Regions from separate parts of the Homo sapiens genome. Here region 1 is linked to region 2. A link is an interaction called in ENCODE POLR2A ChIA-PET data of the cell type or tissue named here. Cell type or tissue: GM12878. All regions are shown on one strand. Each heading gives the region's core, and the rest is flanking DNA. Links, peaks and the distances in the headings are about the cores only. Region 1 has its middle 17 kb from the start of MTA3. Region 2 overlaps HAAO (3-hydroxyanthranilate 3,4-dioxygenase).

What was found. Peaks named below come from ENCODE experiments on the same cell type or tissue, not always from the same donor. Only the 100,000 strongest peaks of a DNase experiment are listed, where the experiment ranks them.
Region 1: POLR2A ChIA-PET joins it to region 2 with 6 read pairs; 3 of 35 experiments call an interaction of 5 or more read pairs at or near these places.

Annotation. Positions count from the first base shown.
Region 1 is chr2:42,549,730-42,552,644 of GRCh38, reverse strand. It overlaps a transcript of MTA3 not described here. Among named protein-coding and RNA genes, the nearest start is that of MTA3, 17 kb to the left of the region's middle. In GM12878, for the core only: no CTCF peak of the experiment used is centred there; no DNase peak of the experiment used is centred there.
Region 2 is chr2:42,773,290-42,776,204 of GRCh38, reverse strand. The region is part of intron 4 of HAAO (3-hydroxyanthranilate 3,4-dioxygenase); the gene reads left to right. Among named protein-coding and RNA genes, the nearest start is that of OXER1, 11 kb to the right of the region's middle. In GM12878, for the core only: no CTCF peak of the experiment used is centred there; no DNase peak of the experiment used is centred there; H3K4me3 peaks cover 480 bases; H3K27ac peaks cover 1,025 bases.

The sequences.
Region 1 (2,915 bases), core at 249-2,748, 220 kb after region 2:
TCTTCTTTTTTTTTTTTTTTTGGACAAGGAGTCTCTTCCATCACCCAGGTGGTAGTGCAGTGGTGCCATCTGGGCGTTTATTGCAGCCTCAAACTCCTGGGCTCAAGGGATCCTCTCACCTCACTTCCCAAAGTGTTGGGATTACTTACAGGCTTTAGCCACCACCCCCTGGGGCTAGGAGTCTAGTTTTAAAAAGCCTTTTCAATAGTCCAAGTGAGAGAAAGTTTTAAGACAAGCATCTTCATAGTCTGCTCTAAATTTGCTGATGAGCTCAGATTCACTTGTATTATTCATTAATTTATCTAAGAAAGGGCAGGAAGGAATAACCAAATCCCATCTGATTCATACCTCTCCCCTTACTTCTCGGCTGTGGCCTTTATCTCTTTACCAGCTCACTGCTGCTCAGCCACACTGGTCTGATTATTCCCTAGACATGCCAGGCACACACCAGTCTCAGGGCCTTTGCAATTCTGCTTCACCCCAAACTTCCCTCACCGGCTTGACAGCTCAAATACATCTCCCACTTTGGGAGGCAGAGGTGGGAGGACTGCTTGAGCCCAGGAATTTGATACCAGCCTGGGCAATATAGGGAGACCTCATCTCTATTAAAAAACAAACAGGCCAGGCACGGTGGCTCACACTTGTAATCCCAGCACTTTGGGAGGCCGAGGTGGGTGGATCAAGAGGTCAAGAGATCGAGACCATCTTGGCCAACATGGTGAAACCCCGTCTCTACTAAAAATACAAAAAATTAGCCAGGCGTGGTGGCGGGTGCCTGTAATCCCAGCTACTCTGGAGACTGAGGCAGAGAATTGCTTCAACCCAGGAGGCGGAGGTTGCAGTGAGCCGAGATCGCACCACTGCACTCCAGAGCGAAACTCCATCTCAAAAAGAAAAAAAAAATTACCTCCTCAGTGCAGTCTTCCCTTCCCATCCTATTTAACATTGTAATATCTGCTCAACTCCCCAGCACTCTGTGTCACTCTCTCCCGCTTTATTCCTCTCCATAACACACCTGACATACCATATATTGTACTTACAATATGTTTTTCCCACTAAAATGTAAGCTCTTTGAGAAGAGGCATGTCTGTCTGTTTTATGTACTGCAGTCTCCTCAAGGGCACACCTGGCAGATAGAAGATACTTGAGAAATAAAGCCAGCGTGGTGACTCAGGCCTGTAATCCCAGCACTTTGGGAGGCTGAGGCAGGTGGTTTACCTCAGGTCAGGAGTTCGAGAACAGGGTGGCCAACGTGGTGAAACCCCATTTCTACTAAAAATATAAAACTTAGCCAGGCATGGTGGTGTGCATCTGTAATCCCAGCTATTCGGGAGGCTGAAACAGGAGAATTGTTTGAACCTAGAAGACAGAGGTTGCAGTGAGCCAAGATTGCACCAGTGCACTACAGCCTGGGCGACAGAGCAAGACTTCGTCTCAAAAAACAAACAAACAAACAAAAAAAAAAAAGAAATATTCACTGATCAAATGAATGACCCGAGCTCAAAGCTGTTTTGGAGAGAAAGTCTTCTTCATCTACTATTCTATCATAAATTTTAATTTATTTATTTATTTATTTATTTATTTATTTATTTATTTAGTCAGAGTCTGGTTCTGTCACCCAGGCTGGCGTGCAATGGTGCGATCTCTGCTCACTGCAACCTCCCCTCCTGGATTCAAGCTATTCTCCTGTCTCAGCCTCTCAAGTAGTTGGGGTAGCTGGGACTACAGGTGTGCACCACCATGCCCGGCTAATTTTTGTATTTTTAGTAGAGATGGGGTTTCGCCATGTTGGCCAGGCTGGTCTTGAACTCCTGACCTCAGTTGATCCACCCACCTTGGCCTCCCAAAGTGCTGGGATTACAGGCATGAGCCACTGTGCCTGGCCCTCTATCATGAATTTTAATATCTTCATTGCTCCACCAGTACTTCCACCATCAAGTCCACATTCCTTAGCACAATATTCAAGGATAGCCCTTTACAATCTGTCCCCCAGTTCCCCTTCCCAGTCTCTTGTCCCAGCGCCTTTCTCCCCATGTACTCTGCCAAATCTGAGCCACCCTTAGCTCCTTGAGCAGGACGTGAGCTTTCCTTGGCCTAAGCCTTGCACCCACATTTCCACAACCTGACCTCCTTCCTTCTGCTGCTCCATTGGGTGAACCCCTCAGCATATACAAAACCTCCTCCCCAGAGCACTAACACCTCCATTACACTACTGTATTGTACAGTAATCCCACCTTATCTTCGGAGATGCTTTCCAAGACCCCCAGTGGATGCTGAAACCAAGGATAGTACTGAACTTGATTGCTAGCAGTCAGAACACATTTCTGTTAATGTCTTCCACCCACAAATTTAATGCTTTTTCCATCTTAACTAAGCAATTATCATGCACTGTGGCCATAATTTTTGCAGGTTGAGGTGTGACAGCAAAACCAGCATGAATTTATTTTTCCTTCTTAACAATTTCATAGCTATAAGATTTGTTCTTATGGTAGATCTTAGCAACCTCAGCTTGCAGTTTTTTTCTTTCCTTAGTAAGCTGAGAACTTTCACCTTTTCACTTAAAGGAAATACTTTATGGCTGCTCTTTGGCATATCTGAATTGCCAGCACCATTATTCTTGTGCTTTGGAGCCAATATTAGGTAAAATAAGTGTTCCTTGAACACAAGTGCTGTGATACAGCAACAATCAATCTGATCAGCAAGAAGGCTACTAAGTGACTAATGAGCAGGTACAGCCTGGATACACTGGAGGAAGGGAGGATGCATGTGCCAGGTGGGACGGAGTTGGGTGGCACAGGATTTCATCTTACAGTGGGACGGAGTTGGGTGGCCCAAGATTTCATGTTACTCAGAGCTACACACAATTTAAAACTTCTGAATTATTTGTTTCTGGAATTTTCCATTATATACATATA
Region 2 (2,915 bases), core at 162-2,661:
ACAGAAATCTATCACAGGATTGTATAAGGATACCAATTTTATTTAGATAGGGACCACCTATCTTTTAACTAGATCTCTGAGCTCTGGGCAAAGTCCACACCGAATCCTGGGTCTCCAAAAAGGGAGAATTATTATGAGCTTAGACCACGTGATGCTTTTACAGTGCACTTTAAAAAAAGTTTTTTTTAAACAAAGACATTTCTAAGTATCTAAACCACACTCTTCCACATTTGATCTTAGCCAAAGGCCCAGAAGCGATAAAACCACACTCTTCCTTAAAAACTCAAGAGTAAGAGTAACCTCAGTTACAATAACTATTTTAGTAAAAAAAAAAAAAAAAAAAGGATAACACAATATAAAAGTAAGCAGTTTAACAGCTGAGACCATTTATCTTTTTACATTCTTGGGGTTCCACAAGGAAAAACAGATTTCTCCCCCAAAAGGAGTCTAGTGCCTTCTTCATTTTCTTTAAGAAACCCCAGGCTACTATAAACTATTTTAGGTCCCTCATGCAGCAGAGGGTGCAGGAGAAAGGAGAGACAGCAGAAGTAAATGAAGAAAACAGAATTCAGTCAACTGAGAAGAAAAAAACTTTTGCTCAAAAAAAAAAGACAAGGTCCTAGGAGAAAAACAAAAACAAAAACATGAAAGTTAAATACACACACACACACACACCCCTTGGATGTTAGCTTTTAATTAAGCTGACTTTTAACCATTGAGCTCCTTTAAAAAAATCTTTTTAAATCTCATTACCGTATTTCAGCTGGAAAAAAATGCTGCTGTTTCAGAAGTACAGCCATTGCTCTTTCAGTTTTGCCTGGCTAGCAAAAGTGGCCTTGTTTATGTAAATCAAGCCCCTTAGCAGTCAAAATACAAAATCTTTCATCTTTCTTTTCTCCTTTTACTGGCCTTTTTTCTCCCCCCACCAGACAACCTTTTTTTTTTTTTTTTTTTTTTTCCATGACAGTCTTACTCTGTCACCCAGGCTGAAGTGTAGTGGTGCAATCTCGGCTCACTGCAACCTCTGCCTCCTGGGTTCAAGCAATTCTCCTGCCTCAGCCTCCTGAATAGCTGGAATTACAGGTGCGCGCCACTGCGCCCAGCTAATTTTTGTATTTTTAGTAGAGACGGGGTTTCACCACGTTGGTCAGGCTAGTCTGGAACTCCTGACTTCATGATCTGCCCACCTCGGCCTCCCAAAGTGCTGGGATTACAGGTGTGAGCCACTGTGCCCGGCCCTTTTCGTGTGTGTGTGTGTTGGTGGGGAGGGACGGGAAATTTAGCCACTCTAGAGGCCTTGTTTCCCATAATTTGGAACTTCTTTAGGATTTTATCAAGTCAGGTAGAGCTGATCAAACCCAATGGGAAAAAGAATGAAACAACAACAAAACAGAAACAAACAGCAACAACAACAACAAACAGTGAAGCAAAACAAACAATCGCGCAGCTTCTATGATCACTGAGCGCTCTAATGGGAAGGAGAAATTAAGAGCACCTGATTGTTAACTTTAGCCAAAACAAACCCCCAGTTCAGCTACTTACCTAGGGATGGGTCTCAGGCTCAAGACAACTCTCTACCATCCTAGAAGCAGGAAAAAAACCTCCTTTTCCCTATTGGATGCAAGCTCAAATTCCATAAAGGAGTTACCTGCCTTCCATTGTCATGGAAGCAGGAAAACTTGCCTTCCTTGTTGGAAACAAGTAAAACTCCAAAAAAAAGGGAGTTGTACAGCAAAATAAACTTTAGATCTCAACCAAATTTGGGGAGATCAGGGATTCTCTAGAGGGGGTGCTCCCACACCTCAGCAAATTGTCCTATTGGTTTGAGCCATAAAGTTAGCTCACGCGGGTACCAAGCACCCTTAGGAGATTTGTCTAAGGTCAGGGGCACCTCCACTCAGAATGCCTCTGTGGTTATCAAAATGTCAACTCCAAAAATTTGAGACAGGTCTCAGTTAATTTAGCAAGTTTATTTTGCCAAGGTTGAGGATGCACGCTCGTGACACAGCCTCAGGAGGTCCTGTTGACGTGTGCCCAAGAGAGTCAGAGCACAGCTTGGTTTTATACATTTTAGGGGGACAAGAGACATCAATTAACATATGTAAGATGAACATTGGTTCAGTCTGGAAAGGCAGGACAACTCAAAGCAAAAGCAGGATGACTCAAAGCAGGGAGGGGGCTTCTAGGTCATAGGTAGAAAAGAGACAAATGGTTGCATTCTTTTGAGTTTCCGATTAGTCTCTCCAGAGGAGGCAATCAGATATGCATTTATCTCAGTGAGCAGAGGGGCACTTTGAATACAATGGGGGGCAGGTAGCCGGGCGCAGTGGCACACGCTTGTAATCCCAGCACTTCGGGAGGCCGAGGCGGGTGGATCACGAGGTCAGGAGATCGAGAGAGACCATCCTGGCTAACATGGTGAAACCCCATTTCTACTAAAAATACAAAAAATTAGTCGGGCGTGGTGGCGGGCGCCTGTATTCCCAGCTACTTGGGAGGCTGGGGCAGGAGAATGGCATGAACCCAGGAGACAGAGCTTGCAGTGAGCCAAGATCGCGCCAGTGCGCTCCAGCCTGGGTGACAGAGTGAGACTCCGTCTCAAAAAAAAAAAAAAAAAAAAATAGGGGGTAGGTTTGCCCTAAGCAGTTCTCAGCTTGACATTTCCCTTAATTTAGTGATTTCGGGGCCCAAGATATTTTCCTTTCACAAGGTCTTCTGGGAGGGGTGAGATGTGGAAAGCGGGCCAGAGGGGTTCCAAAGTCACACCCACCTCCCCCAGTGCAGCCAGAACTGCTGCTTCCCCCCAGAATTTAGAATCACGGCCAGTGCCTCCCTCGGCTTGTTTCTCTACCCCAGCTCATTCCACAACACACACTGACATCTGGATGGCACTTGCTATGTGCCAGATGCCTGGC